Linked DNA regions of Mus musculus: region 1 is linked to region 2. A link is a loop called in an ENCODE intact Hi-C map of the cell type or tissue named here. Cell type or tissue: left cerebral cortex. All regions are shown on one strand. Links, peaks and the distances in the headings refer to the core of each region. The heading gives the core; the rest is flanking DNA. Region 1 overlaps Shank2 (SH3 and multiple ankyrin repeat domains 2). Region 2 overlaps Shank2 (SH3 and multiple ankyrin repeat domains 2).

Region 1 (15,588 bases), core at 4,558-12,557, 50 kb after region 2:
GCAGACCTAGATGCTCTATAAATGGCAAAGACAGAGAAAACCGAGCCCAAAGGAGTTAGGTGAATGTCCCAAAGTCACCCAGCCAGTTAAGGCTGGACTCAGGACTAGAACCCTGGTCTCCTGGTCTATTCCGGGGGATGCTGGGCACAGTGAGGCCATGCTGGTTGCTGTGGCTGTAAAAGGCAGTGGGTTCCCTCCTACTTGGGAGGCCTGGTTTATCTCCAGCTATACCTTAATCTTATCCCCTGCACTTTAATAGTGGGTGCAGGCCCCCTCCCACAGACGTTTTGCTTCTCTGTACCCCTTTCTTCCCCACCTTGCCCCTGGTGGTCTGACATGATCTATGGGCAAATTAGAGGGTCATAAAAATAGCCTGTGCCTGGCACGCGAGGGACCCAGGGGGCTGCTGCCGCCGCAGCTCACCGAGAATCCAGTGGGAGGCAGAAGCAGGAGAGACAGGAGTAAAAATAGCCAGGGTTTCCACGGAAGCTCTGCCTTCCCTCTCCAGGCCCGCCCCACACAGCGGGCACATGTGATCCTCGAAGTCTTTGGAGCATACATCTTAAAGCTCGTGTCCTTGGATACGCCCTTCCTCATCAAAGAGGTGAGGGGCTCAGGGGTGGACATGATAGTCTCTACCTTCCTCGATTATCTTTATGTCTGAGGAGTGAGGCTGGTCAGGAGTTCAGGAGTAGTGATTGAGGAGTATCAAAGATGACAGGCTGCTGCCTGGTCCCTGGCTGGTGTTCCTGGACAATTGTGTCTCAGCCACTCTCTCTAAGGACTCAGTTTCCCCATCTACCAGTAATGGGTCGGTAAGTATGAACACTGCTGCAGGGCCAGTGGACCAAGGGTATCAGTGCCAGGTCCACATGGCAGGAACCACAGCACACAAGGACTCTGCTACAGCCTTGATAACACCTAAAAACACCCACCTGTCCCAACAGGCTGCATAAACTATAGGGTACTGGGCAAAGTGCTACTGTCATTGCTAGTACAGGACTGTATTCCTTTATGTTTCCTTTATGTTGCTGTGGCCAAACACCCTGACCAAAAGCAAATTAGGGGAGAAAAGTATTTGCTCAGTTTATACTTCCAGGTCACAGGCCATCACCAAGGGAGGGGGGGGGGTCAAGGTGAGAACTCAAGCAAGCAATCACATCCACAGTCAAAGCAGAGAGATAGGTATGCAGCTTGACTTTTTCATTTGTACATAGTTCAGGACACCTTCCTAAGGAATGGAGCTACCCATAGTGGGCTAGGTTAATTAGTCAAGACAATCTCTCAGAGATGCCCAGAGACCAGCCTGATCTAGACAATTCCTCAAGTGATAGGTTGTGGCAAGTTGACAAAAACTAACTGGCTCAGGCTATTTATCACAAAGGTGGACATGTCCCAGGAGTGTCTATCTGACTGACTGTCTTTATTCTGTCTGTTTTTCCTTCACACTCAGATAGACACTTCTAGGAACAGCAAAGAGCTCGATGTTCATGGCCACATATATTTGAACTCCTGCTCTGGGGTTGGTTGTTTATGGGACCTGAGGGTAATTATTGGAGTTGTTGGCCCCCAGGACTCCTCCATCAGCAACAAAGTAGGGACGAGGAAAAGGCTACTCCCCAGAGTTTGGGAGGACAACCAGCTAGGGTGTGTGAAAGGCACAATGAGCTTGCTGAGCTGGGCAAGGCACACATATGCTGGGAACAGAACAGCTGAACTCCACCCATCCATCACGCCTACAATATAGGCGGACTCAGAGAGCTCCTGAGGAGGGTGGCTGGCAAAGGTATGAGCAGTTGGTGTCTCTAATCGCTCAGACACAGATAGGACAGCATGTGCCAAGAAGTGTGTGGATGGATGCTCCTTCTCCTTCTCCCTCTCCCTCCTTCTCCCTCTCCCTCTTCTTCTCCCTCTCTCTCCTCTCCCTCTCCATTTCCCTCCCTCCCCCTCTCTCAAACAAAGTGCATAAATAGATGCATACTCTTGCAAATGCCAAGATACACACACTCACATGAATGTATTTGTAGACACACCCATGTACACACACTCGGGCAATGTGCATACACACAGATTCTTACAAATGCAATGATATGCACCCCCACATGAACCTGTACACACACACACACACACACACACACATGCCCAGTCAGGAATGGATGAGAGGGTGTGATTTAGAACTTCTCTGGAGAAATGTCTTAGACTTATTGTTTTCCTCTCCCAGCACTGGGGGAAGGGGGACTGTCCTTACATATTTGCCAACCCAGCCAAGGCTTCAGCTCATCTGGGTCCCCCTGTTCCTCATCTGCACCCCTAGTCACCTGGGTCTCTTTCCATGGTGAAGATGCGCCCTAGCTCACCCGGTTCTTCCTTCCTTGTATCCTGCTAGCTCAGTTCACATTCTGTCTCTTGTGGAGTGCACGCACAGTGTGAAGGTGTGTGGTGTAGGGTTCCAACAGCTAGATGGCAGTGTGTACGCTGTGGCTTCTCTGGCTACCCAGCAGGGGATGACCCCTGGCTGGTATCCAGCATACAGGGGCCTCTTGGCCTGGTGGACAATAAAAGCCAGGCCACTTTGTGCCCAGCAGAACTCACCCTGACTAAGCAGTCAGTGCTGCCACTGCCTGCATTAGGAATGGATGCTTCCCTCAGGTCTGGAACCAGTTAAACAGCAAAGACGAGGACCCAGGAGGTAAGTGGCAAGCTTGTGTCCACATCATGAGGCAGAGGGGGATGTGAGAGATGATGAGATAAGAGAGAATTTCCCAAGTTTCAGAATCCAGAAGGCAAGTGCATATCAAGACGTCACTGCTGGACTGATAGGAGGCTCAGTCAATAAAGCCCCTGCGCTTGCACACGGATAGGAGTTTGATCCCTAGATAAAAAAGAGCCAGGCACGGTGGCTCATGCTGGGTCTGTGGAAACAGGGGGCTCCCTGGTGCTGGCTGGGCAAACAATCCATACTACTTGGAATGTTCCAGGCCAAATGAGAGACACTGTCTCAAGAAAGAAACAGAAACACGGACAGCACCAGAGGAACATTTGAGTATGAACTTGGCTTCTATGTGCATGTGCATACACCTACACACACACAACCCTAGACACACATGTACACACACATGCCTATATACCACACACATACAACCCTACACACACCTACACACACATACACACCTACACATCACATACACACTTACAAACTACATACACACACATACCTACACACATCCATACACCTATACACCTACATACACACATACACATATACAACACCTACACACCTACACACATACCCATACAACTACACACCTATACACACGCTTACACACCTACATATACATCCATACCCCTACACACCTACACACACATACATACACCTACACACACCTTAAAACACACAAACATACACACCTATATACCACACACACATACACACACACACTTCAATGCAGAAGTATAGAAACAGCTATAAGGCTATGCACCATCCTTCATACAAAGACGAAGCTAAGAGCCAAGTGTGATGGCTCATGCCTGTCATCCCAGCACTGTAAAAGCAGAGGCCAGAGTTCAAGAGTTCAAGACCAGCTTTGGTTACCTAGCACGTTCAAGGTTAACCCAGGTTACATGAGCCTCTTCTGGAATACAGTGATACCACATCTCTCCTAGTTCAGCAGAGCTCGCTCTGAGACTTAGTGTGGATGTGTTTCCTCATACATAGTTATGTGATTAGGCAACTGTAACAGGCAAAGATAAGTCAGGCAGCGAGTACTCGCTGGGGTGATTTCCTTCGCTGTGTTTCCGGAAGCTGCATGAGTAAATGTTGCCCTATGATATTCATAAATGCCACTGACACCCAGAGCCAGCAACCTTAACCTATCAGCAGTGGCTGTGTGTCACGCTTCCATGAGTCAGCTGGAAATACTTGGGGACTCCTAAATGCTGAGTGTGGCAGCCAGATTCACCGACTCACCTGGGAGATCAGGGTTGGAATCCACACAGATTCCGGGCTTGCCAGAGAGATAGCTCGGGGGGGGGGGGGGGGAATCAGCCTGTGTCACACAGAAACTGCAAAGCCCAGAGTGCCATTAAGTTCATTTTGGAACAACTATGACAGTGAGCATTGTCCACACCTGCCTCACACCACCAGAGGCCACTGTCTGAAGAAGACATTAAAGCAAGATAATTAACACACAGTTGTCCCCATATCTGCAGGGACCCAGGACTCCGAAATAAACAGATGGCATAGTATTGGCACAATCCTACTGCCTCAGTCTCCCGAGTGCTAGGACTACAGGTGTGTACTACTGAGCCCAGTTAAAAGAATATTCTTCACTCTTGATTGGCTGAGTCCATCAATGTGGAATTTGGGGTTCTAGGGTGGTGGTGGCTGGAGATGTGGCAAGTGGTCATGACAACAGCAGGGTTGGACCTATTTCTCCCCCTCAGTCCTTGTGGTTCACCAGTGCACAAGGGAGGACACACCAAATGTAGGGAGTAAGGAGGGTGCTGGAGAGAACAGTGGTCCTTGAGCCTCAGAAACTGTCCTTCCTCACAAACACCCAGAACAGCAAGGATGACCCTTCTCCTCACAGGACAGTCCTTGGTTCAGTGACAATTCTTGAGTGGCCATACTTGCCTGTGGTGTGTGACATCACTCACAGGTGACAGTACCTGGAACTGTGAGTTAAAATCACTTAAGTTGTTTGTGCCCAACAGCCAGAGAAGTAACACACTCTTCAGGAGTTCCCACCCTTAGCCACCACTGTGCCTTTGTAGGTGAGAAGCCACCTCTCCCTGCTCTGCCTCCCATGTTGGGAACAGGCAAGGCCAGTGACCATGTGCAAATATGTTAGCGGCCCAGGCTGCCACTGAGGACAGGTGGCCTCCCAAGGTCCTGTGCTAGGTAGGTAGTAACACAAACTCCGCCTTCCTGGAGTCTGGGGGCTGAGTGCTATTCTAGGTCCCATGTGCACGCATTATGCATGCACTGAAGAACACCACTGTGCATTAAGGCCAAGGAAGTAGAGGGGCTTTGTGACTGTTGCAGGCTGGAATTTCCCATGCATATTCATGGCTCAGCAGAAGTCTTTCTCCTGTTTACTGCCCCCATGCTACAAATGCTTTAAATGAAGGATAATGAACCAAGCAGCCTATGCCAGGGCAGGGCAGGGCAGGGCAGGGGCAGGCAGGTGTTCAGGCCTGCATCTCCCTTACCCTGTTTTATGATCTCCATGGAGACAGAGCAGAGCTTTGGGAAACAACAGGCTTTAGCGGAGCCCAGCCAATGCCCAGTTCTCGAATCTGTTTATGGAAAACAGGATAGGGTCCTGTCTCTCCATCAGAAGCAGGACCCTTACAGGAGCTTCATTTGGGTTGAGTGGGACAAATCATGCTCTGATCTGTTACAGATCACAGGATAGTAAATGCCACTGCCAATCAGCAGGAAACTGAGAAGCATCTTCAGCCAATGGCAGGACCCCAACCACCCCAGACAAGAGCCCAGCAATACTCCGGACAGAACTCATGCCTAACCAGGAAAGTGAGTGGTGACGACCCCAGAAGAACAACACACTGCCCATCCAGCCATGGCATGGCCTCTCAGGACAGAAGCACTAGGATGGGGTCCTGCTCTGCATTTGCAAAACACCAGTCCTTGGTCCTTCTCACTACACACACTGGCTACATGTGTTGCTCCTGAAGGAGCACCTGTCTCCAGAGACAAGGGACAAGGGGCTCTGGGTAGAGGAGGTTGGTAAGAAGCCCTGCACTCTCTGGGTGGGATGAGAATCCCTAATTACACCCATTGGGTCACAGGCAACAAAAGGTGAGCCTTAAATGTATCATTTGGAAAAAGGAGCCAGGCATAAAGGCTGCACAGTGATGGACTCACTGTGACCCCTGCAAGACACACACAGCCTTGGAGACAGGAAGCAGATGAGTGACAACCAGACGGCTGGGCAGAGGATGGACAGATGGCATGGATCTCCTTCTGATAATGCCAAGAGGTTGTGAAACTAAGCAGTAGTGAAGACAGTGACTGGGTGTGCAGGGTGCCACTCCCCTGTGCATGTCAGCAGGCTAATCCTGCTGCTATTAGAACTATATCTCAGAACAGCAAAGCGGCTCTGAGCCTGCTGCTCCTGTGTGGCCACAGGCCCCAGCTGATCAGTGTTCTCCACATTTTGGTCTCCTTGTCCCAACAGGTGCCCACCCAAGATAGACCTGAACAGCTGATGTCCACAGAGGCTCCTGGGAGGAATAGGTTCATGCTAGCTTTCATTTGATAACGCAAAGGATCCCTGGATTGGGGTAGAATGGGCCCCCAAAGCGCTATACACACAATGGGACAGTATGAATCCGTTCAGCAAACACTCCCCCCCCCTCGCCAAGGCCTCTGCTGTCATGCCTTTTTGTCCCTATGCATGTGCCTTTTCAGTGATGTTCCCTGACATGGTGACCTCTGTCCCCACAGACATAACACGAATGGGTCTCATGTAGCCCTTGTCCCCATAAGGCTGTCTGTCCCCTTGCCAGCCTTTGGACTCACTGTTCTTACTGCCTGGATACTTAATCCCCGTATCCACCTGGATCCTTTCACTCCCTTTGGGTCTTTGCCTGTGCCATGTATAGGCCCTCCCCTCCCCAGAAGCAGCTTCATGCTCCCAGCATTGACCTGTGCCCCTAGGTGTCATCTGGCTCCCTATTGTGTTTCTAGGTACACTGTCTGGCAGTTTTTGCTGAATGAGTGACTCCAGAGCTGTCTGCATGTCAGACACCACCAAAAGAGAGATGACTAAGCTAGGAGGAGGGCAAGAGGGGGTAGACAGATACACAGAGAAGTTCATCACAACTGAGTGGGTTCATCTGTGATGGGAGATGTGAGGCTCTCCAGTTCTGGGAACAGGGAGCATAGGAGCTTTGCTGGAAGCCTGAGATGCAGGCTAACATAGTGGGGTCTTGTAGGATGAGTAGGAGTTTAGCATGTGGAGAAGAAAGGCCCAAAGATGGAATTGTCACAACAGTGGCAATACATACTAATAATTAGTGTGAGGTGTTTCGTCCCTTTCTACCATCATCAATACAGTTTTATTGGTATAGAAAGCCCCATTCCCTGGTGTGTCCTCTGCTCAGAGGAAGCAGCTGTGAGTGCATACGGCTACAAAGGCTGAAGCAGCCATGCTCTCTGCCCTGTAAGGATGAGGTCTGGTCTGGGCAGCTCTAGCCTAGGAGACAGTAGAAGCTGGACAGGTGAAGTGGGGCTGAGCCCATCTAAGAGTGTTGGAACAGAAGGGCATGGAGCATGTGGGAGAGAGGTAAGGAGAAAGAACTGGGTAGGTGTAGGACTCAGCTGCCACAAAGGTAAGTGTGTCTGTCTGTGTGTGTGTGTGTGTGTGTGTGTGTGTGTGTGTGTGTGTGCATGCACGTGTTCAGAGAAACCTTGAAGTGGAGTGAGTCCTTGGGAGAGGGTGGCTCCCCCAAACCTCCAGCCCTGGAGGTAACTCAGTGCCTTTGCTGGACCCAGCACAGTAGGCTGCATCACAGGCTGGGGACCTCATGGTAGGGCTCAGTTCAGGAGCAGGCAGAAAGAAGAGGGAGATATGCTAGTAAAAGTTGGATTAGCTGGTTGGGGTAGGGGTGGAGGTCAGGTGGATGGAACATGGGAATGGGGGGATGGGAGGGTAGGACACTGAGATCAAGGGGTGGAGTCTTTGCTGCTGTGTCTGCCACATGAGAAGGGGCAGCCTTGGAATCTGATACTTCCAAGCAGTTGTCAGAAACCCCAAATCCTTACGTTACAAGAGAAGCCAGAGTATGTGGGTGGAGGGGAGCACCTGCCCAGGGAACAGGAGGGGCAGTCTGGAGCTACTTGCCCAGCCCAGCATGGGGTGAGACACAGATGGGCTTCACCCACATGGCACAGAGCAGGCCTTCTACTATGTCCTTGCTGAGGTGGGTGGACTGGGAATGACACAGGCATGGTCCTCCTCTGGCTGTCACCTCCCTCCTGCCCACAGAGGATGCTCTACCCAGGACTTAGGGGAATGATGGCCTATAGTTGGGGCCCTGGAGATGTGCAGAGGCCCTCCCTAGGCCCAAGGGGAAGGAAGAACTCAATAAGAATGGAGATGTGGCTGTGCACTGGTGGCGGGTGTATTTTGAGCATCACAGAGAATGAGGTAGGGGGTTGGGCAGTCTGTGTTGCCCTGGAGATGGCTGCAGGCCATGGCACATCTGTGCTCAGCTAGAGGCTGGGGAGATGGCTCAGTCAGTAATGTGCTTGACCTCTAAGCATAAGAACCCAAGTTTGATACTCAGAACCCACATTAAAATGCCAGGTGTGGTGGCATGTGCTTATTGTCCAGGGTTGTGCTGGAGCAGAGACAAGAGAATCCGAGGCTTACAAGTCAGCCAAGCCTAACAGGTGAGCCCCAGGCCTGGGAGACACCTTGGTGGATGACATTCCTGAAGATGGAACCCAAGGTTGAACGCTGATCTCCACGGGTTCATGTGTACACATATCTGATCCAGATCATGGTCACGAGTGTGAGCAGCAATGCACATGGTGGCTGTGGAGGCGGGAAGCCCATGAGATGACTAGGCTCTCAGTGCTCTGGATCAGTGACAGGATGCACAGTCACTGCATGAGCCTCTGGGTGACAGCACTGCCAGACAGAAGGCAAAGACGCATCCTATGGTCACAAGAGAGGTTCAAAGCCCCATCTGGGCCATAGGAAGGGATATAGCAGGGCCAAATTGATACATAAATGACTGGCTGTGTGAGGACCCTGGGCAAGGAGGGCAGAGTGCTACCGTGGTGCCTCCTCCAGGAAGGGCAGCATGCAGTTCCACACAGAAGCTTCAGAGTTAGTGTCTGCTCTAATTCATGGGTCAGTCAAAACCAGAAACTCCTACAGTTTCAGCATAGCCATGGAGCTGCAGGGAATGGCTGCTTCTGGACTCCAGTCTTCTGCAGGGGTGGTGCACCTGTCCCTCCAGGAGGCAAGACTCCAGCCACACCCTCGACAGAGGGAGAAGCTGGGTGATAACAAAAGTGCACGATGCTGTTTCAAGGCTTCCGGCCATGTCCGGGGTCATGCAGATGTTGGGGGCTGGAAGTCTGTTCCTTGCTCATCACCCTAAAGGGCCCCTAAGATTCTACAGTGAGGACAAGAGTGCTAAAGGCCTGAGAGGAGCATGCCAAAGGTCACTGAAGTCCCTCAGACTAACATAAAGGTACTGTGTGACCTGGCAGACCACAAGGGTGGTGCAGTAGGACTCAGCCACCCAGTCCTGAGCATCAGGGAGCTGAGCATTTCCAGGCTAGAGGAAGTTGGTGACAGACACAACCTCAGTGTGTGAAGGACACCAGAAAAACAAGGATTTGCCAAATGTCCCAAGCACAGCCATGCTTTGTCACTTCAGAGCAGCTCTCATTCAGGGAAGGGACCCTGGGCTCAGGTAGCAAACCTGCACTAGGTGGGAAACAGTAAGAGGGATAGAGTGGCAGCTCAACCCTCTGCTGGTGGAGATTCTGGGAAATCACATGGTGGCAGGACTTGTGTCTGACTCTCCCTGTTTTCTGCATCTAGAACGGTGCCTGGCATACTGTTGGTACTCAATACATGCTGAGTGAAGGGTACAGCACAGGCACCTCTGAATCACAGCCCACACTCCTGTAAATAACACTAAATACCTTGCACCAGGTTCCCATGATGACCCAAAGAAAGGTCCCAGGGACTCATGCAGTAGCTGCTCACTGAACCCCAGCTCATTCTCCCTCATTCTGCAGTGCCACAGTGGACTTTAACTTCATGAAAGGATTTCCCACTTTGCCTCAAGTCCCTGCCACCTAGTGCTCCTTTCTATGTCTCCTTCATTCTGCTGTAAACAAAAGTGCGACCGCCCCATCCCCTATGGCAATGGCGTCAGAGGAGCAGGGATGGAAGCATCCCTCTCCTCCTCCTCGCCCCCACCCTCAGTTGTTAGGCTCCAGTGAGCAGCATCAGCCCTGGTTTATTTTTAATCACACGATTACCCTGGGTCTTTGTCACTGAAACAGTTTAATTGGGAGCTGCATCCTCCTACGGCAGGGTGGTGGGGGCAAACTGCAGCCAGCATACCCAGCGGCAGAGTGCCAAGGAACAGGGCCTTGGGCTGGACCCTTCCAGATTGAGCTCTGGCATCTAAAGCCAGCCTGGTCTCCAGAGAAAGATGGGGAATGCTATGGCACCCGGGAAAGCTGCCCCTTAAGGAGCTTTAGATGTAGTCAAGTTCATCCACTCCTGTGGATCACGGAGACAGATGGCAACTGAGACCATTTTGAGGGACATGAAAGGGAAGGAATGAAAGTTACCATTATCTATCCACTCATACATCTATCCACCCATCCATGGATCATAGATCTATGTACCCATGCAAAACATCTACCCATCTATCTATGCACTCCTCCATCCATCCACCCATCTGCCCATTTACCATCCATCCATCCATCCATCCATCCATCCATCCATCCATCCATCCAAACATCTACCCAGATGCCCATCCATCTATCTAGCCATCTACTATGCATCCATCTACTTGTCACTGCATCTACCCACCCACCCTCCATCCATCCATCTACCCATCCATCCATCCAATCCACCCATCCACAAACCCACTTACCCACTTTGCCATCACTCTGCCCATCTTTCATCAATCCACTCATTCATCCACACATCCATCTTGTAACCATATACTATCCATCCATCCACCCATCTATTCATATTCTATAGACTTATCCATCCATTCACTCACCTACTCATGCATCTATCCATTCACACATCCAGTCCACCCACCCAGCCATGCATGAATACATCCACCCATTCATTCATCCAGCCAGCCAGCCACATATCCACTCATATGTCTATACACCATCCATGCACCCATCCTTTCATCAATTCATTCATCCATCTACCTATCCATTTATGCATGCATCCATTCATCTGTCTACACATCTATCCATCTACTCATCACCCACTTCCTCGCTCATCCACCCATCTACCCACTCACACATCTATCCATTCATTTATTCTCTAGTCCATTCCTTCATCTATCTATCCATCCATTTGTTGCACCTTGCTACTAAGGTTGTAGTCTACCATGTCTGGACAGCTTTTCTAAGTTGGCACAAAATCAAGGACTCCTTTTTCTTAGCAGGGCTTCCTCTTCTCTGCCTGGTCTGGGGAGTCTAACTCCCAGTCTTCAACTTGAAAAATGTCATGTAATCCTTGGTGAAATTACAGGTCTAAGTTCCTAGAATGCTTCTCCATGCAAATGAGATATCCCCAAAACCTTAAACCTCAGCCAGTAAAACTTCACCCTAAAAAGAGCCCCTTTCCAAGGTTCATATATATATATATATATATATATATATATATATATATCCCTTGATTCACCCTGAATAAAGTGTATGTGAATACCGTCTGAGAGAGCTGTTTATTGAATGTCACCTAAAAGAGCTGTAACACTGAAATCGTTGGAGAAGAGTTCCCCCACCACCCACTACCTGTTATGGACTTTACTTCATCCTTTCCCTCCAGGCACGTATCCACACCCCAAGGGAAGAAGTAGACCACAGAAGTTGGCTCTACTTCATCCTTCCCCACATGGTGGGTGTGCAGCAGCACCTCCACTCCACTCCAAGGGAAGAAACAAAAAAATAAAAAATAAAAAAATGGAACCACATCCATTCATTTATTTATTCTTTAATCCATCCATCCATCCATCCATCCATCCATCCATCCATCCATCCTAGATATTCCTCCATAGTGCACTGTAAGCCTCTCTCCACCATTAGGCTCATTCAAGTTCTGTTACCTACTTCATCTGTCCCATCCCATTCACCCACCCATCTTCTCAGTCCATGTGTCCATCTATGTATCCATCTAGGCCATTTCTCTCATCCATCCATCCATCCATCCATCCATTCACCTATCCCATTCATTCCACACACTCATCCATCTATCCACTTGTTCCATTTATCTATCTATCCATCCCATCCATCCACACACCCATCTATCCCTCTGTTCCTAGTTACACATCCATCCTCTCTTTCATCCCTCCATCTATCTCATTCATCTATCCATTTAATTATTTATCTAATCCATCTATTCATCTCTTTCCACGTATCCACACATCTACCCACCAACTCTTCATTGTACATCCATCTGTTTAACATTAAGCCCCTCCCTTTCCAGGAGATGCCTCCCCACTGTTACCATTTGTCCAGATGCTTTCTAAATCCCCCTGCAATGTTGTTTGTTGGCTTGTCCCTTGCCAGATTTCTAATGTTTTCTCTGTCTCACCCATCATTGTGACCTCAGCACTCTTGGGAGGTCAGAGACTAAGAGAACCGTGTGTGTGTGTGTGTGTGTGTGTGTGTGTGTGTGTGTGTGTGTGTTTGTGTGTGTTAGGCCCTACTGCCTGTGAATTCTCAGTAAGTGGCCATCATAAGAGCCACTTGGTTGTCCTGAGGAGACACACTGACAAAGATAGAACAAGGAGCAGAAAGCAAAGAGGCTCCATCTTGAGGATTCCTCCCTTGGCTTCAGGATGTGTGTGGACTTTGAGGGTAGGTACCGCAAAAGTTCAGGAGGACTGTGTTAGTGCACATTGTCCTGGGTTCCTCCTTGCCCTGCTGCACCTTGCTGAGTCTCTACTTTCTTGTCTGTAGTGTGTGAGCATGGCAACTACCTCAATAGGAAATTGTGCTAGCAGTGGCCATCTGTCCACCGGGCAGCTACAGGTTCTTACAGCCTTCCACTGGAGGCTGCTGCCTGCCCCTGTACCACATCCTTTTGGTAGCCAGGAAACCAGATAGTCTGCAGTACTCTGTGTAGCACACAACTCGTTCCCTTCCCCTGGAGAGCTCCAATGCACTCTTCAGAACTGAGGCAGTCAAACTCCAGGCTCTGTCCTCCCCTCCCTCTTCCCCTCCCTCCCTCCCTGTGCTTTTCACCATCTAGTCTTAAAGTCTGAAGATGAAAAGCAGAAAGTAAAAAAAGCTGAGCATTCTCCCCTCTGCTTCCTGATCTGAGATGTGAACACTGAGGTGTGAACAAGCAGCCTCATGCTCCCACTGTCACGGAGCTGTGCACGGCCACCATGCCTTCCCTGTCTCAGTGGTCTATATACTTTCAAACATGAGCTGGAATAACTCTCCCTTCCTTGAGTCACTCCTTGGCAGGTCAAGTATTTGTTCATAGTGACAAGGAAAGTATCCATTACATGGGCACAAGGGTGCAGTGTGTCATCCCTTGTCCTTCAGGTATCATCACAGATCCTGGCCCACCCTGCCTAGTTACCCTACTCCCTGTCACCACGCCATGCTAGCTCAGGAATGCATCTCTACAGCATCTTCCTTTTATCTGGACTGAGCTGTAGCAATAGCCCCAGTTGCTCTCTCTGAACCCAGGGAACCTTGCCAAGCCCCAGTCCACATGCCTGCACGGTCCTCTGCCTATTGAAAGCTGCTCAACTATAGCCTAGACCCTCATCCCACACCCACCCTTTCCTTATGCCTGTGTTGCTTCAGCAGGACCACAGAGGAAGAAGGGTCAAGAGCAAACTAAACCCAGGGTTACCCTGTCATGAATGAACAGAATCTTCAGTCTGAGGTCTCAAGGCTCTCTTGCTGTCCCCCAAACCCATGTGTAGACAAGGAGGCAAACTGGGCAGGGCTTGTCCATAAACACAGTGGGAACCCATCATACACATGCAAGAGTGCGGCGCCCCGAGTCCCCATGTAGAAACACAGGACGCAGTCTGACTCCTGTGAACCCTCCCTCCTGTGCTCTGCTCTGGAAGCCTGGGGCTCTGACATGGTGCTTCCATTTTGCAGGGCCCTCATGGGGTTACATGAGGGTCTGCTGAGGGATGCCTTCATGGTTCTTGCCTCCGTTAGTATATTCATGTGTAGTACCATCTTCATCCTCAGACGCTTCCCACGGGATCACGTGTGAGAAAAGGTCTCTCAACAGGCATGAGGAAGTGAAGTATCATGATGTGAGGTCACTTAGGATTAAGCAGGTTGACTAACGACAATAGCAAGTGTCCTCCTAGGAGGGCAAGAGGGGCTCATACACAGAAAGTAATGTCAGATGAGCATCAAAGCTGGAGGCAGGGGAATGCAGCCACTTGGACCTTCCAGGAGCTAAGAGGCAGAAAGAACCACTCAAGGGGGTGTGGGCTTTTCACAGCTCTGGCCCTCAGGATATGGGGTCAAAATCTATGCCATCGGGGCCCTTCCCCTTATCCACAGTCATTTGCTTCACCAGTCCCTGGAGACTACTGTGTCATCCAAGGATTAGAGAACAGATCAGTGACAGAAGGCACTTGAAAACTCAGGGCTCACCCTATCCATGAGCCCACACTTCTGGCTACCACACTGTCCAGGAAAGATGCCTACACCAGTTGGGGGGCCTCTCCACAGTCCACCCTCCTGTATCCCTTGCCCTGTACTCCCAAGGGTGCCTCCTTCTCTGGCCAATCCTTTCTCTTCCACAGCATCAGAGACCCAGCCTTAACCTTGCCACCTTTCATCCTCCTGTTCTCCCTACTCTGAGCTGAGCACTCACCTCCTTCACTACATGGGCTCCTGGTTGCATCTTCCAGGCTCTAGAGCAGGGTCCCTACCCACAGCTGACCACAGCTGGACCTGCCCTGAGTCTGGCTTTCTCCATGCAGAAGCTCAACTATTCTATAGCCATATCATGAAACCCTAGCAAGTAACACATTTGCATGCTATTTTAAATCACCTTCCCAAGAGCCTTTTACAGAATTCTAATGTCCACAGATCCATGTCCTTCATCTGTTTTACAGCTGAGCAGAGGAAGGCTAGGGGATGAGCTCAAGGTCACACACAGCCCAAGGTCAGCAGTAGAGGGGGCTTTGACCTTGGAACCCCCTGCTTTGCTCTCCTGAAGAGTCTGTAACAGCCCCTGACTTAGAGCTCTGAATTCACAATGACGAAAACCAGTTTGAATTTATAAAATTCCACTTCAGATACCAGACCAGTGACACACGGTGACATGTGAGATGGTTCAGCACCGTCCAGCTGCAATTTTCCTCTGTCTATAGTTTCCTGGCTGCAGGAGGCTCCTTGGTGTGAAGTGATCCTTTTCTTTGCTTTGTCTGGTACCTGACTTTCGCTGAGGGTCAACAGAGTGCAGCCAGTCCCCTCTCCATGCTCCTGGGCAGTAGGTCACAGTAAGAGAAGAGATGGCTGCAGGATGCTTTCAGGTTGGCTTATCCTCCTAACTAGCTGCCCACACAGCTGATTCCCTGTGAATAACTCCAAGAAATACAACAACAATCATGTCAACTCAGAGAACACTAGGTTCCATGGAAGACATCTTCAAAGCCTGGGAGTTGTGGCCATAGGCTCAGGCTAAGCCACAAGGACATGTGCCAAATCCTTTCCAGGGCTTTCTTGAATTAGAACAGCTGGTAACAAGCAGCCATTTCCCAAGAGTTGGAGCATAAGCCCAGAGCCCAGAAGGAACCCACCCTGTGCCCATCCATGCATGGCTCTCCATGGGGCGCCTCTTCCCA
Region 2 (15,588 bases), core at 3,150-11,149:
CTTCTGGGGCCCATGAGGCTGCTGAAGGACTCTCTTGGTCCTCCTGAGAGGCTGGGGGTGGGTGGGTGGGTGGGTGGGAAGGTGTGATGCCCAGATTGGGGGAGGGGAAGGCGCATCACACAGGCATGGACCTGTACCCTGGGGGTGGAGAAGACTCTGCTCTTCTCTTTTTGGATGGATTGCTGTGGGCGGTCAGAGCCCGTGGCAGGTGGGCAAGCTAGCCAGGGAAGGATGCCTCCTGCACAGGTAACTGCCACATGGCTGACCTCCACCTGCCTCAGGCAGACGCCTCTTCTAGAGCAAGCTGATGCCATTTTGCTGTAGTTTGGAAGGGAAGCCCCAGACTAGGGGCCAGCGTGGGGCACTGCTTTGAGATGTATCCCAGAGCCTCCCACTCCCAGGCCACAGGGTGTGGGGTGCTGCCAGCTTAGTTGACAGTAGAGGGGACCTTCTTTTCTCCTTGCCTTTGCAAAGTCACCTTAGAGGTGAGTTGGCAGACACCTGCCACCCTTAGAGCTGAAACCCATCCCCAGCACAGGCCAGCTTCCGGGTGCCTCAAACTTGGGCTGGGCCATTCTGAGTATCAGACACCAGGAGCTTTGAGAGTCAGCACTCTGTGACTAAACTGAAGCCCAAGCTGCAGGGTCTCCCCAGGATTGGGAGAAAGAGGTGGGGGGGGGAGGGAGGGAGAGCAGCTCATTTGGAGCAGTACTGTAGATGGAAAATTAAAAACATGCCTGCAGGAAGCCTAGATGTTTTCTGAGGAAGGCAGAATGTTAAAGAGCATCGTTGTCTAGCAACCAAGTGCCCCCAGGAAAATGCTTGTTTCATGCTTATTTCCAAGCTGGGGAAGGTTCTTCATACAAGCCTGTGTACAACACACACACATACACACACACACACACACTGTGGAAAGGGATCCCAGAACACTCACCTTTTGCCCCTCGGAGCACAAATCCAAAGCCCTCGTTGTCCTTCTTTTGCAGGACCACCGTCTTGTCCTCAATAATGCAGTCACTGTAGAGAGAATTCCGGGGATAGCGACCATTATTGTAACCGGTCATCATCACGGTGGCTGCTCCACCGCCGGGGACGCTCATCATCACAGCCAATTAATCACCCAGCTCAGATCCAGGCAGCATGGAGGAGCCTGGGCAGCAGCTCGGTGCAGGAGGAGCTGGGGGTGGGGGGGTAGCAGGATGGGCGAGCGGGGCACAGTGGGATGTGGAGGGGGGCGGCGGGCGCGGGAGCCAGCCAGGGGAAGGAGTCATGGATGCTGGAGGGGCTGCCCAGGCCGCTGGGGGAGCAGGGGGCCCAGCTCAAGGGACCCGGGGGCCGGCCAGGACACCGCCGCCCAGAGCAAAGAAAGTAAGTGGCCCGGGTGGTGGCGGCGGCGGCAGAGGCAGCAGCGTGGTGAAGGAGGTCCCCAGGCCTGTCTCGGCCAGACGCATCTTCCAGGGAAGCAGAAGAAATCAGCCGGAGGAATAACCAAGACAGCTGCTTTGCTATTTCTTGAAGGGGCTTAAAGAGGAGATCGGGTTCTCTCCGTTTGTTCTGTGCACGAGCCAGCAGCAGGCACTGGGGATGCAGAGACCTGTGCTTTGCAGCCAGCGCCCCCTCCCTCCCTCTCCCCCGTCCTAGGGAATGTAGTGTGCAGCAGGAGCCCCCACAGTCATCTGATGAGCCCACAGTGCGACCGGCGCGGCTGCCTGGGCGTCATCCCGCGCAGAGCAGAGGAGCCGCAGGCTGGGCTGGTGGCCGGCGGGAGGGGGAGCCGCCAGCTCTGTGTCTCTCCCCGCCATGGAGGCCAACGCTGAGGGGTGAGGGAGTGAGGGGCTCAGGCCATTTCAGTCCTACCAGAGCCAAGGAGGGCAGCGGCTCCCTCCTGAGGAAGATGCCTTGCTGAGGACAGCGAGGGCAGCAGCATCCCCACTGCAAGGAAGACCAAGAACCACCGGGCTCACCTCTTTGTATAGCATTTCCATTTTTAAAGGAAACAGACTAAAAAGCCCCAACTTTGCTGTTCCGGCCAAAGCTGCCTGTCACCAACATTAACAGAACTCTGACTGTCCACCTAGAGGTGCGCACAGGGGACACAGGATGAAAAGATGCTGCCTAATAAATTGAGAGCCACCAACTCTGGCCCTTGTCGGCCGTTTTTTGGTGGCTGCTCTGGGGCAGGAGACAGTGCTGTCTGTATCCCAGATTCAGCCATTGCCCCCGCCCCCCGGAAGTAAGTCAGAAGGCAGGAAGTCTGGGGGTTGAGGGCTGGAGAAGGAGGGAGAGGGCTTTCTTCTGTAGAGTCCCAGTAGGAGGACACAGGACATGGTGGGCAGAAATCACAACAGGAGTAGCTGAGCCCCAGACACTGAAGAAGAGGGCTGTGGATAGAACATGGGTTGGGAGTGAAGAACAGTGACGGCTCTGAGTCCCAGAGTGGTGCCAGTCAGTTCTCTAGGGCTTTGGGTCTACAGGAGGCATGGGACTTAGGTAGGGTCTGGCCTGCAGATAGCAGTCAACTAGAACAGGGCACCCTGGAGCTGTAGGAGCAGGAAAGCCCCTTCTAACCAGTCTAGCAGGCCTGGCCAACCTTTTGTCACTGTGACATTATGTTGACATTCTCAATTACAAAGTTCACACAATGAAGTTACAAGAAAAAAAAAATATGGCAAAACAATCTTACAATGTTTGAGTAAGTATAAAATTTTGGGTTGGCCCTATTCAAAGCTGCCTTGGGGTGCATGTGGCCAGTGGTCTGCTGGTTAGACACACCTGGAAACAGGTGAGGACAGAGTGGTGGCTTTTCAAGGTTCCCAATGGGCAAGCAAGACTGATAGTGTCGAGTTCACAGAAGTCACTCAACAGTTACCCATCACCGGGTTATCCTAATAATGTCCCAGGGAGAATCTGTGTTCTGGGAATTTGCTATGGGGGGAGGTAACAGAGGCTGGGCAGTGACATAATCTGCAAACACAGTGGTCTAGGTAGGATGACTAGTCACAGAAGTCTGAGAAGGTGGCTGAGAAGCTCACCTAAAACCTTGCTCTGTCTACTGACATATCCTGCCAGCCTCCTGGATCCTGCTATGTGAGACCCTTTCTACTCAGTTCTCAAAGCCCCCTGTGCCAGCAGATCCCACAGGGGTGATGAGAGCCTATGGGTGAGTCATTGGGCTGGCCTGTAGGAAGTGACAGACCCTTTGGTCCGCTGCGTCCCATATTGACAGGCTGTAAGGACAGCTCACAGTCACTTGGGGCTGCTGTGGTTGGATGCCATTATACCCATGATAGTGTGGTTTAGTGACAAGGCTCCAGGGAACCCCTTTCAAGTGTGGTCAGTAACTGGAGAGGCTCTGGCTAGCAGCCAGGACCTCCATCACATTAATGGTTCGAAGGAGAGCTAGGGTAGGGAGGGACTTGTTGCTGTGGATTCGGGCACTTTACAAGACACTGGGTGAAGCAAGTTTATGCCAGACCCTTCAATCTTTGAACTTTCGTGCCCACCCTAGGTATCTGGAATATAGACTCAGGTCCCTTATTGGACACCCTTTTCCTTTCTCCTCCAACTTTCACATAGGAAGCTACCTGTCTCAGCCCCAGTGCTCCCTCAGTGGTTAAACAGTAGAAATCCTGTGGCTTCTTTATGTCCCTTCTTAGCCACAAGGGTTTCTCTGAGACCTTGGTGCTCAGTCCAGCCCAGCCCAGCCCAGCCCAGCCCAGCCCAGCCCAGCCCAGCACCCCATTCTCTCTGTGTGCTTTAGTGGCTGAGGGATGGTGCCCCAACATGAGAGTCTAATGTCTGCATGATCCTCTGGACACAGGTGAGCAACAGCTCCCACTTTGGCCTCAGCTCAGGGAAGAAGCCACAGAGGCCTTCTGGAATGTATTCCATCAGTCAGCAGAACCTGACTGATGAACCAGACACTTCCTCAAACCAGTCACAGGAACCTCCTCAGGCCAGCTATGCTAACTGGACACTGGCTGCCTCCTTCTGACTGCTTGTAAGGGACAGGGGTGTCACTGAGCAGGGGTTCAAAGTGAAGTGTGATGCTGAGCCCAAGGTCACCCTAACCTCTTAAGCCTCAGATCTTGCCCTATACACTGAGAATCACAACTGCAGGCATGATCATGGGGTGAGGCATGGAAGGGGGGAACAGAAGGACCCTATACTCTCAGGACAACCCCTAGTGGGCAGTCAACTCTAACACACAGGAATTATTTTCAGTTAAAGAGCTACTATTAGAGGCAATGACTGTATTACTCACCTCTTCCACAGCCCCGTGCCCGAGGCTTCTCCCAGATTCTGATCTTCCAAGACCTTCCTAACAGCTTTCTGCTGTGACAGCCCTGTGTGTGTAGACAGGCCTCCTCTCCCCAAACCCCTCCCATTCCTAGAAGATGTTTTCTAGTTCTTCTCTATGATGTTTTTCAGGGGCCAAGCCCCACCATGTGCCCGCCACCCTTAACCACCAACAAGCCTTGGGCCTAAACCCCAAATTCAGACATTCACCAGTCTGAAGTGAGTGGGTAAAGACTTAGGCGTGGAAACTGAGTTTCCACTGATAAGACATATCACTGTGGGCAGACCCAGTGCCAGAAACACGGCCCTCAAGCTTCTGTGCACACTCTTGTGCTTTACCCAGAAGCAAATGCCCCCTTCTCCTCAAGGGGCTTGATCTCCTGAGAGACAGTGAGTTGTTGTTACAGATCACCCTGAATGCCCAGGGGCTGGCAGAACCTGAGGCAGGGGTGCAATACATGGCAGAGGGGAGGTGGGTTGGAGATGCTGCAGATGACTGCAGAGGGGAGGTCTCTCTTGGACTCTCTCTCAGTAGCCTTTTCCTCTTGTTGACCTGACCCTGGGTGAGACCAGTTCAGCCTTACTGGCTGCCCTGGCACTTCACCATAAGTAGACCTAACGCTGCCTAAGTCCCTGGTAGCCTCTGCCTGGCTTCCCAGCAGATATACCCTGATTCGACCCGAAGGCCATTGTTTACATTTCACTGGGACACATCTGAAGCTCCCATAGTCCGCACACTGCTGCTGGGCGAGCCCATTCAGGCTTCTTCTGGAGACCTGTTGCCTTACCCATAACTGACCGTGCACATAAAGCATTCAGTGTGGGTATCCTGGAAGCAAAACCCCCAATATTCCCTGTTCTAAAAAAAACCTCCCAGTGTTCATTGACTGTACACAAATACAAGCCAGCACATGTTCCTCAGATGTGTTTCCTGCACAGGGAAGAAGAGTTCCCAGCATACCTCAAATGGACCCTCCTATGACAATATCTACCTGCAGCAGATGTGTGTGTGTGTGGAGGAGAGGGATACAGATATGCTAAGTACAGCTGTGTACGTCATGCACAGTACAAGTCAGAGAAGTACAAGTCCCATACTTCGTATCTGTGATTGCCATGGAAGATGGAAGAGCTGTTTCTACAGGAAGCACGTTGACTTCTGGGAACTACATGCAGAAGGCAGCCATGTTTGTTCCCATCCCCCAATCTATCTTGCGTTAACTGATCAAGTACATGTGGAGTATTGTGGGGACTTGAAGTCTGCCACAGAGTGGGTCCTAGGACCTTACCCCTGTGACTTGCCTTCTGGTGCCAAGCCACAGTGGCATTTGCTTATGTTTTACTTTTTGAAGATAAGGTTTCACTGTGTAGCCTAGGCTGGCCTTGAACTCTTGGTGATCCCCCCCTCCCAGCTTCTGCTTTCAGGCTCCTAAGTTGCTGGAATTACATATGTGAGCCATCACACCCGGTGTAGCACTTTTCCTGTTGCTGTGACAAAACACCTGACAGAAGCAACTTAAGGGAGGAAGGGTTCCCTTGGCTCACAGCTTAAGGGCACAGTCCATCATGCTGGGGAAAGCACGGTGGCAGGAACACAAGGTCACTCACATCGCACTCATAGCCAGAAGGCAGAGAGAGGTGAACGCTGGTGCTCGGTTCACTTTCTCTTTATTCAGTCTGGGACCCAGCAGGGTTGACACACAAGTGGCTGGAATTCCTACATAGTCCTACCATGAAAGTCAGCTCCTCTTCCTTGCACAACTCTCCTTGGTGTCAGCACAAGTAGCCTAGTCTTGCTCCCTGGAGGCTATGACTGATGTCTTGGGTGGTGGGAGTGGCCTGTGGGTGTGACTGAGGACACATAATCTATGGCTCTCTGGATTGGGGTTCATTCTACAAGAAGTCACTACATTCTACAAGGTAGATACTAAAGCCAGGCTGATTCCATATAATAGCTGGCTGTTGCACAGACCCAGACAACAGGGAACCCCTGTATAGCTAGGCCTACAGAAAGGGATGTCATAGACCCTACTGAGGATGGACTTTGATCAGCTGAGACCAGGCAGGTGTGTTGGCCACCATCAAGAGGTGACAGGGTGTTATCCACAGTCTTGAAGACAAGGGGGGACCCCCCCAGGTTTTGGCTTTAACTCTCAAGCCTATTTGCAAGCTGGGAAATAATAAATTCAGCGCCTCTCAAGTCCTCAGGGCTTAAGCAGCAACACAGAAGCCAGCCTGCCATTTGATTAAGTGTCTCTGGAATCTCACCTGGGGTCAACTCCATTTCTTGTTAAATCTGGTATCTGTAAACATCATTCCTTCAGGTGTGAAAAATCACTTGTAAGTTGGATTTTTCTCACCTCGGGAGAATCCTCCAGTGCTATTCATTGCTAAGTGTGTGAGGGCGCAGCCAGGCAGTGGCCACAGTGACTCAAATGAATGGGTTCAAGGGAAAATTTTTAGACAACTCCAATGGGCCAAAAGGTATGCTGAGTAAGGGCCATGGGCACACTGGGAAAATCCACTGGTGGTGGGGAGGTGGTACCTGCTCCCTGTCCAGAGGCGGCGGAAACCCAAGATTATCTCTGCAAAGCATTTCCAGTGCTGGGAGCAGAAGGCTGAAATCGGCAACCCCACTGTTCTTGTGACTGTATCTTGGTGGCCTGTCCACACAGGAGCTAGAGCACTATTAGAAAGACGTGTCTCCAGGGAGCAGCAGCGACAGTGGATGCCCTAGACATTTCTGGACTCTGCCAATCAGAAAGGATGGGGCCATGCAGGATGCTGTCAGCTCCTCCATGGAGGGGGTGGGTAGAGAGGTGCTGGGGCACAGGCCAAGTCTTAACAGGTGTTCCAGCTCAGCCGGCAGAGATGCCAGCCAGGCCCTCTTGCTGCTGGTGTGGGCAGTCAGCCCAGCTCATGGAGGGTAAGCTGGCTGTAGGTTGGCAGAGAGGACCTATCTATGGGTGGGCAAAGGCAGAATAGCCTGGTTCACGGGAAGGCTTGGAAACCTGCTGGTAGACAGGAGGGGTCCCTCATTATTTGTCACTTGCCACCAAAGTGGGGGTCCTCTTGGCTTTAACCACGCATGATAACATCTTCTAACATCCTGCTTCCTGATTGGAGCATTCATAAGGCTCTCTTGCTTCTGGGCTAATAAGTCTCACGCTGGGTGCCACCTTTCAGCGATAGTCAAGCAAGGATGTTACTGGGAGACAGAATTGTGTCACCTGCGGGAAGGGATAGACACAGTCATGGACTGCACTCCTCCTGGCTCCTGGAAGCCACTCTTTCTTGGGATGAATGGAGGTGTCACTGTGTCACCCTTATCTGTGGAAACTGCACACCCCCTCCTTAGATACAGAAGTGATTTCTCAGATGGGCAATTATGCAAAAGCCTTGCCTGCGTTTATTACGGCCATTTCCCCTCCTCGTTGCTAACGTGATAAGCAATACAACTTCTTCCCGATGGAAACAATCATGAGCAGAGAACTTGATTCGAATTAAATCACCTCATTACCTTGCAATAAGTCACCCACGAGTATTGCCTGAGCACCATCCGGTGCTACCTGCCAAAGCATACTCAAGACAATGGCCCCAGAAGTACCTTGCCTAGGTGACAAGCTATGATCACTGTTCCCAACTAAAATGAGGAAAACCATGCACAGAGTAGGGTCTGGGTCCCTGTATCCTGAACTCACACAGGGTCCTTAAGAGAGTCATCTTGCTTGCTTGCCATGTTGGTCTTGGCCAAAACCTTGACATACTCAGGCTGGTGAGGAAAAGATCATTTGAGAGGGACCAGGCACATAGCAGGGCTGGAAACCTATGAGCTTAGGAGAAAGCCCTGTGCTTCAGAGCCTGTTGCATTCTGGGAATGCAATGCCCAAATGTAGATACTGCCATGTGTACCCCACCCTCGTGTGGGCATTAGCAAGACAGGCTTGGGTGATCTGCCTGCAGCAAGCAACAGGACATAGCTCTCTGTTAGACACAAGATGTTCCCACGGAGCAGGCAGATGAAGGTCAGGGGCCCATGAGGGAGGGGCAGCAGCCTCTCTCCTGGAGCTTGCAGAAGCCTAAGCATCCTGCCTGAGGCCTCCCTCCTTGGCTAGAAGGGGAATTGCTTAGCCCAGCATGGCGGCTCATAGCGCTCTGGGAGAAGCTGATTCAAGAAAACAACAGAAGAAAAGGGTCTAAGTACCAAGGAAAACAGAAAACATTTGGGCACCATTCTCTAGGAACTGTCATGAAGGCCTTCCACCCTGACTCTGGAACTAACATGGTTCTGGAGACCAAGACAGAGAAAAAACTGACATGTTCTCAGGACTCAGAATCCTCCAAGACCGGATGCTGGGTCTCCCCTTACTTTTCTCTTCATTGTACATATATATTGTATATGTATGCATGCATATACACATAAACATATATTTTAAAAATCCCTTAAGTCAGACTGTTTCTCCCATTTAAAATATTCCTTCTGCAGAGTCTCATCATTTTGGGAATAAAATCTATACTCCTCACTATAGCTAAGACCCTTTGTAATGCCTCTCCCAACTCCCCATGCTCCAGCCTGACTGCTGTCTCCTCTTCTGGGCATAGATACCCTTCATGAACTATAGTGTCTTTGCACAGCCCATGTTCTCTGCACAAAGCTGCCATGGTCTTCAGGAGCCATGTTGTTGTCACTGTGTAGGTCCCTCAGTGACTTGTGTGTTTGGTGGGTACCAGCTCTGGCAGGGCTGGGTAGCTAGTTATGGGGAGAATACTCCCACACACACACACACACACACATGGCCATCCACTGGCCTCTAGGATCTCAGCAGTTACTGGTTCCCAGTTCCTGGGTGACATCCTTGTGTAGCCCATGAGGCATGGGTAACCCTCTGGCTTTGTTCTGCTGGGACATGAGACTTATTTTTAGAATCAGGAGTATCTCCTTCCTAGGCCACTCCTACAGGAGTTCAACCTGGGTTCCACTGAAAATCCTGTTCCCCTTGGCTCCTGATTCTGTGGCCTGGTGACTTGTGTGCTTGGGCTGCTCTGGAATCCCAGCCTCCATTCGGTGTGGAATATTCTCTAGAATATCACAGGGCAATCCAGCTGCCTGGCATTTTGCTACAGGCATAGGCAGGGGCTGTTTGTGCCTTTCCTTCTAACTGCTAATTAGAATGACAGGCTAGGCCTGGCCCATCTGTTTGTCTCAAAGCTAGCCCAACAGGCTGAGAAACAGGCATTGGCTCTTTTAATGTGGCTAGCCCACTCTGGTCGTCTGTGGGATGGGGAAGACATCCTAGCTTTAAACTATTAAAATTAGTGAGATGGTTCAACAGGTAAAGGCACCTGCCACTGAGCCTGACAATTTGAGTATGATCCCTAAAACACACATGTGAAAGGAGAGAATGGACTCCTGCAAGTTGTCCTCTGACCTCAAGAATGTCATGGAGCAGAGACTCCTATTCACAAATAAATAAAACAAGTGCCAATTAAAAAAAAGTGTGAATGTCTGTTGGGACCTCAGATTCTGGTGAGGAGGCTTCACTGGGCTTTCCTGCCCTGGATACCATCAGAAGCCCAGGCTGAGGCCCAAACTACAAGACCAGGTCACAGCTGACCCCATACCTGCCTGCTGCTGCTTGGGAGCACCACAGGATAAGGTCACCAGGTACTCCTCCATAAGGGTGCTCTGATGTGTGAACATGGTAGTGTGTGTTTGCCTGAGTGGGGACAGGGATGCCTCTGGCACACGTAGGCTGCCTGGCGTAGACCACAGGCCTGCACAGCTACGCTATACTGAGTATGGGTATGTCTCAACACTGAACTTTGAAAAGAACTCCACAGTCACAGTGCCATCTGATGGGGCAACAGGAAGCATTTGTGGTACACTGTGGATGGAATTCCTGTAGCGTGCGACTATTTTGCCTCTCCAACAGGTGTTGATGCTCAGAGAGAGGAAACTGTCACCACAGTGCTGCTTACAGAAGAAGTTACAAGTCCTAGAGGCCTCTTTCTCTCTTTTTTTACAAACAGGGTCCCATTCAACTGACATTGGCTTCAAACTCACTATGTAGCCAAGGAAAGCCTTGAACTCCTGACCCTCCTACCTTCACTTCCATAGTGATAAGATCATAGACATGCACCTTCACACATGTATTTTGAGGCACTGGGGATTGGCCTAGAGCTTCCTGCACGTCGGGCAAGCATTTACCCACTGAGACACACTCCTGACTATTTAGGATTTTTTTCTCTTTAAACACAGGGCCTAATATAGCCTAGGGTGGCCTCAAATTTACTGTATGGGGAGGCTGGCTTTGAACTCCTCACCTCCACCTCTCCAGAGCCACCTCCACACCCAGGCAGAGGGAGTGCTTTAAAATTTCCATATTCCAGGCCAGCAGCTGACAAGTTTTCCTATAAAGACCTAGAATCAACAGTCCAGGCTCTGAGGGAGCCTTGCTTGTTAGGTGTGACACTAGCAGCCCTGCCAACCTGAGAAAGCTTGGGCTCTGCTCTGCTCCAATAAAACTTTATTGACAGATATGAAGTGGGCCTCAGGCTGGGTTCTCTCAGGACATGTCTTCAGTAACCTTACAGGACTTAGAATGGACACAAATAACATGCCTATGTGGTTCATCACTGCCTATAGCAGAAGCTAAGAAAAGAATTAATTTTCCTCAGTAGCTGTGACACTGCCCGGTACAGGTGTGCCTGGCTTAATATACCACAGAGTGCTGTGGAAAAACCAGGTCACCCGTGACCTGCCCTAGAAAGGTTTGGAGGCCGAGACGGAGAACCCTTTGCACAAAGCGAAGCGCGCCCTCTCGCCCCCTAACTTGGCTCACAGTTGAGGTCTGCCTGGACTCAGCCTCCCTGAGCAATAATTATCAAGTGGTAATTAATATGTCAATTATCATAATGACTGTGTACACGGGCTGTGAGTGCTCTCAGCGTAACTGACTGAACCTTCTGTTTCCCTGAGACGCCTTCCGCTTTTGGTTTTATTTGAGACAGGATCTTATCATGTGGCCCAATCTGGCCTGGAACTCACTATATAGCTCAGGCTGGCCATGCACTTACTATAATCCTCCTGCCTCAGCTTTCTAAGGTACTGACTCATGTATAGATGAGGGAAACAAAGGCATGTACGGAGAGGTGGAGAACTTTGCACAAGAGAACAAATCCAGAGAAGGAGACCAGCTGCCCAGGGGCAGGGGGCAGGAGACAGTTCTGTGACCTATGATGCTGCCCAGTTAGGGGGCCCTGACTGCTCACAGCTCCTACCCCAGGATGACAGGGATGGGAGTCTCCTTGGAGGCAGAGGAGGCTCCAGCAGCTCTGGGAAGTGGCTGAGCTGCCAGATAGCACCTACAATACTCCGACAGCCTGCCAGTAGATTACACCCCAAGCCAAACAGAAAATCTCCAAAGAAGGCAGCAGTTCCACTTCATGGGGTGTTCAATGAAAAGAAGGATGGGGTTCCCACATAGAAACAAGTACATAGCAGACATCAAGCATGACAGATGCACCCAGGGGTGCAAAGCCAGTCCTCTACCATCAAGCTATATTCCCAGCCCAGAGTACTTTCCCTGATTGCTAACTCTAGCTGCTCAACTCCTATTCATCCCTCAAAGCCCATTTGAAATAGTCATCATATCTAGGAGGCTCTTTTGCTGTGCCCTTAGTGATGAAGCCAAACCTCATCTCATTTCCCCTCACATCCAGATTCCAGCAGTCTCTGTTCCACCCCCTGGTTTATTTCCCACAACAGACTCTAGAAAACCTACATTCTTGCTTCCCAGTCTCCCCTGCAGTTCCCAGTCACACCAGGGACAGCTGTGCCATAGAACATGGCTTTAGCCAACGAGAGTAGAGTAGAAATCTACCAGAGCCTCTGGGAATTATTCAACGACTCAGTATGCTGGAGAAGCATGGCCTTCCTCAACATCCCTGCAAAGGATGCACTGTGGAGATATAACCAGAGTGCTAGCTGCAACTCTGTAACCATGAAGAAAAAGCCAAGAGATTGGAGAGTTGCAATTGACCTATGGGACAAATACTGGTTCTGGCCTCTTCAGGCCTGCCACCAAGGTCGCAGTCTCTGCCAAATGCTTCCTAGAGGACACTGGCTGGAAACAAGGAGGTAGAGCAAAGTCCTATGTTGTGCTTAGCTCTCCAGGGAACATCTGGCCACAGTGCCTGCTCTTGCATGGGCTTAGTTCAAGAGGCAGTGAGCTAAGGACACACACTTTTCCTTGGCTTAGTTGCTCTGGAGTTTTGCGAGTTCTCAGAGTGGTCCAGGTTTCTGGGGCATTCCAGCTAGGCTGATATAATGGCTTGCATATAGATGGTTGAGGACAAGGCCAACCAGAGTGATGACATCTTCAGGAAGCTAATGTCAGGAAAGAATGATAGACATATGAGACCTAAGCCATAATGTGGACAGGGAAAGCAAGGTGGGGCCTGGGCCTGGGTCTGACTGCTGCTAGTTGTATGCTGCTTCCATCCTGTCATGCAGAACTCCAACCAATGGTTGCTCAGCCACATCTCAGGGCACATATCATGCCCTGAGAAACCTCCAAGACTCAGCCTGTCCTGCCAGTTGCCAGCTTCCTCCTCTGTGTCCAGTGCATAGCCAGTATTAGTCCTTGCTATCACCCAGCAATCTGAGGGCTTGTTGGGCACCAACTCTGGTTAGCTACCTGCTTCTCAGACATTTACGCACTCAAGTAAAATTCCACATCGCTCCTGACTTCTGATGTCACTTATGGTCATGACTTGGAGACCAGACATGTGGCCCTACAAGGTGACAATGAGCCTAGCTTCCTGAGTGGCCTCTGTCTAAGGAAGGTCATTGTTTGTGGGACATGTACCTTGTTAAGGCTGTTAAACCACACAGACAGTATGAGGCTCCTGCAGCTGCTGTGACAAACAATGGTAACTCCAATCAGCAGAAGTCTGTGATGACAAAACTCAAGCCTGAGAGTCAGTTCTAGGTGAGGGTCCATTGCCCTTCCCCAGCTTCTTGTGGCTCTAGATATTACTAGGGCCACAGCTGCATCTCCCTACTTCCTGCCTCTGTGGTCACAGGGTCTCCTCTAGCTCTGTCCTCTTAGGAGGAGACATGAAATGGCATCTATACATTTCCTGGGTACCCCAAGATGATCCTTTATTGCAATAGCCTTAATGTACAAGTCAAATGTAATAGCCAAATCTGCCAAGTCCTCCTTTGACTTAAAAGTTGACAGAATTTTGAAATGGACATCTTTGAAGGCCACTCAGCTGACCATATGTGCCCAGTCATGTGGTATAGAGCTATGTACCTAGTACATGCATTACAAAGTCTTAGTATTTGTATGTTTGTGTGTTTGCCTGCTTCTCTGGATGTGTACCATGTATATGCAAGTGCTTCTGGAGACCATAAGAGGGGTCAGATCCCCTGGAAATAAGGTCTAGGCACTGAGAGCCACCTGATGAGAGTGGGGCAGGGATTGAACCTGGATCCTCTGCAAGAACAGCAAGTGCTCTTTTGAGTCACCTCTCTTTTCTAGTAAATGAATTTTTGGATGGGTGGATGAATGGATAGATGGGTGGATGGACAGAGGACGATTGAGTGGGTTGATGGATGAGAAGGGTGGCTAAGGCTCTCTGCTGGCTGTTCTCTTTTCACACATGTGACCCCTCCTCTAGGGCTGTCATTACTGCATTAACCTAGCCACTCACTGCACTTGAAAAGGGGGAAATGCCCTCAGAACCACAAACCAACAATATTTAAGGCTTTGCTGAGGGAAGCTTGCCCTGCGTATCACTCTCCTCATACCAGGACAGCACAAGCCACACTGATGGGAAGGGGGCCCTATGTCCACCAGTCACCACAGAGGGGTGGAGACAGAGGACTAAGCAGGATGCATGAATGCCCCACCTAGCCTCCCAGTGCTCTGAGGTCCCAGCCTGTCCCTGTCATTCCTGTGACCTTTCTATCCCATACCTCCTCATCTTCATCCAAGGAATGAAGGGCCTGTGCATCTGCCTCTACCCTGGCACTAAGGAGAGATGAGCAAGCCCCCAAGTTCTGCAGCGGATGGGTGGGAACTGGTGTAGAAAGATGCAGCCAAAGCCTGAGGTCACTTCTGCCCACAACCTTTCCCAGTCCCTGACAGACAACTGACTTCAGTCCTAGCCATGCTATCTGCCAGTGCCAGAGGGAGCCACACTCCTGAGCCCTTCCAAGGGGGCATGCTCCAAGCCTTCCTATCAACTGTCCTCTCCCCTGTCCCAGGTCCCTCCTAGCCCTGCCCTCCCCTGGCTTTTGGCCTTTTTGTTTATCACTGACTCCTACTCTTCTACAAGCATTACAGTTCTGTGGGGCCAGGAACAGGCCAGGGAACCTGAGGCACAAGAGTGCCATCTGCTATGCCAGGCTTCTGGCCACCATGCCAGCCTCAGCCTTGACCTTGGTTAGCAGAGTCAGGTTTTAATCAGCATGTGTCCTGAAGAGCTAAGTGCTGCTGACTGGCTGGCGGCTGCCAAGGATCATGGACAGGCTGGCCACCTAGCCCAAACTCACCATGAGGAAATCTCAGAGACAGCAGCAGGCTTTCATGGCTGAGCCCTCCTGCAGACCTGACCATGTTGTGCTGCTTTCTAACTCTGGCAATGAATCAGGGTGCCCGGTGTTGCCTTTGAGGGAATGGAAGCAGGAGAGCTGTGTGGGGCTGGGTCAGCTGAACTTCCTCTGATGGCATAAACTCTTTCTGTGGTGTGATGCTTGGCACTGGGTACCTCGTCTTCTACTCGGGGCCACACTGTCCCTTGCTCTCCTTATAGGATTTATTGAGAGCCAACAGTGTGCACAGTTCTGCCTATAAAGAAGCCTCAGAATGATGCCCCACCTGAGCATCTTTCCACATCCGGAGTCATCAATCTACCTTCCCACTTAACCACTAATCAGTGCATCCATCTATCCATCAATCCACCTAGCCATCCATCTATCCATCCATCCATCCATCCATCCATCCATCCACCCATCCATCCATCCATCCATCCATCCACCCATCTACCTGTCCATCCATCCATCCATCCATCCATCCATCCATCCACCCACCCATCCATCCATCCATCCACCCACCCACCCATCCATCCATCCACCCATCCATCCACCCATCCACCCATCCACCCATCCATCCATCCATCCATCCATCCATCCATCCATCTATCCATCCACCCATCCATCCACCCATCCATCTATCCATCCACCCATCCACCCATCCATCCACCCATCTACCTGTCCATCCA

What was found. Peaks named below come from ENCODE experiments on the same cell type or tissue, not always from the same donor. Only the 100,000 strongest peaks of a DNase experiment are listed, where the experiment ranks them.
Region 1: it touches region 2 in a loop (5-fold over the local background); 2 of 42 quality-filtered maps call a loop at or near these places.

Annotation. Positions count from the first base shown.
Region 1 is chr7:144,221,885-144,237,472 of GRCm38, reverse strand. The region is part of intron 4 of Shank2 (SH3 and multiple ankyrin repeat domains 2); the gene reads right to left. Among named protein-coding and RNA genes, the nearest start is that of Shank2, 54 kb to the right of the region's middle. In left cerebral cortex, for the core only: no CTCF peak of the experiment used is centred there; DNase peaks (open chromatin) are centred at 7,884 and 8,576.
Region 2 is chr7:144,270,484-144,286,071 of GRCm38, reverse strand. Shank2 (SH3 and multiple ankyrin repeat domains 2) reads right to left here. Exons shown (of 16, transcript NM_001113373.3): 6 at 935-1,017. Among named protein-coding and RNA genes, the nearest start is that of Shank2, 100 kb to the right of the region's middle. In left cerebral cortex, for the core only: no CTCF peak of the experiment used is centred there; a DNase peak (open chromatin) is centred at 7,197.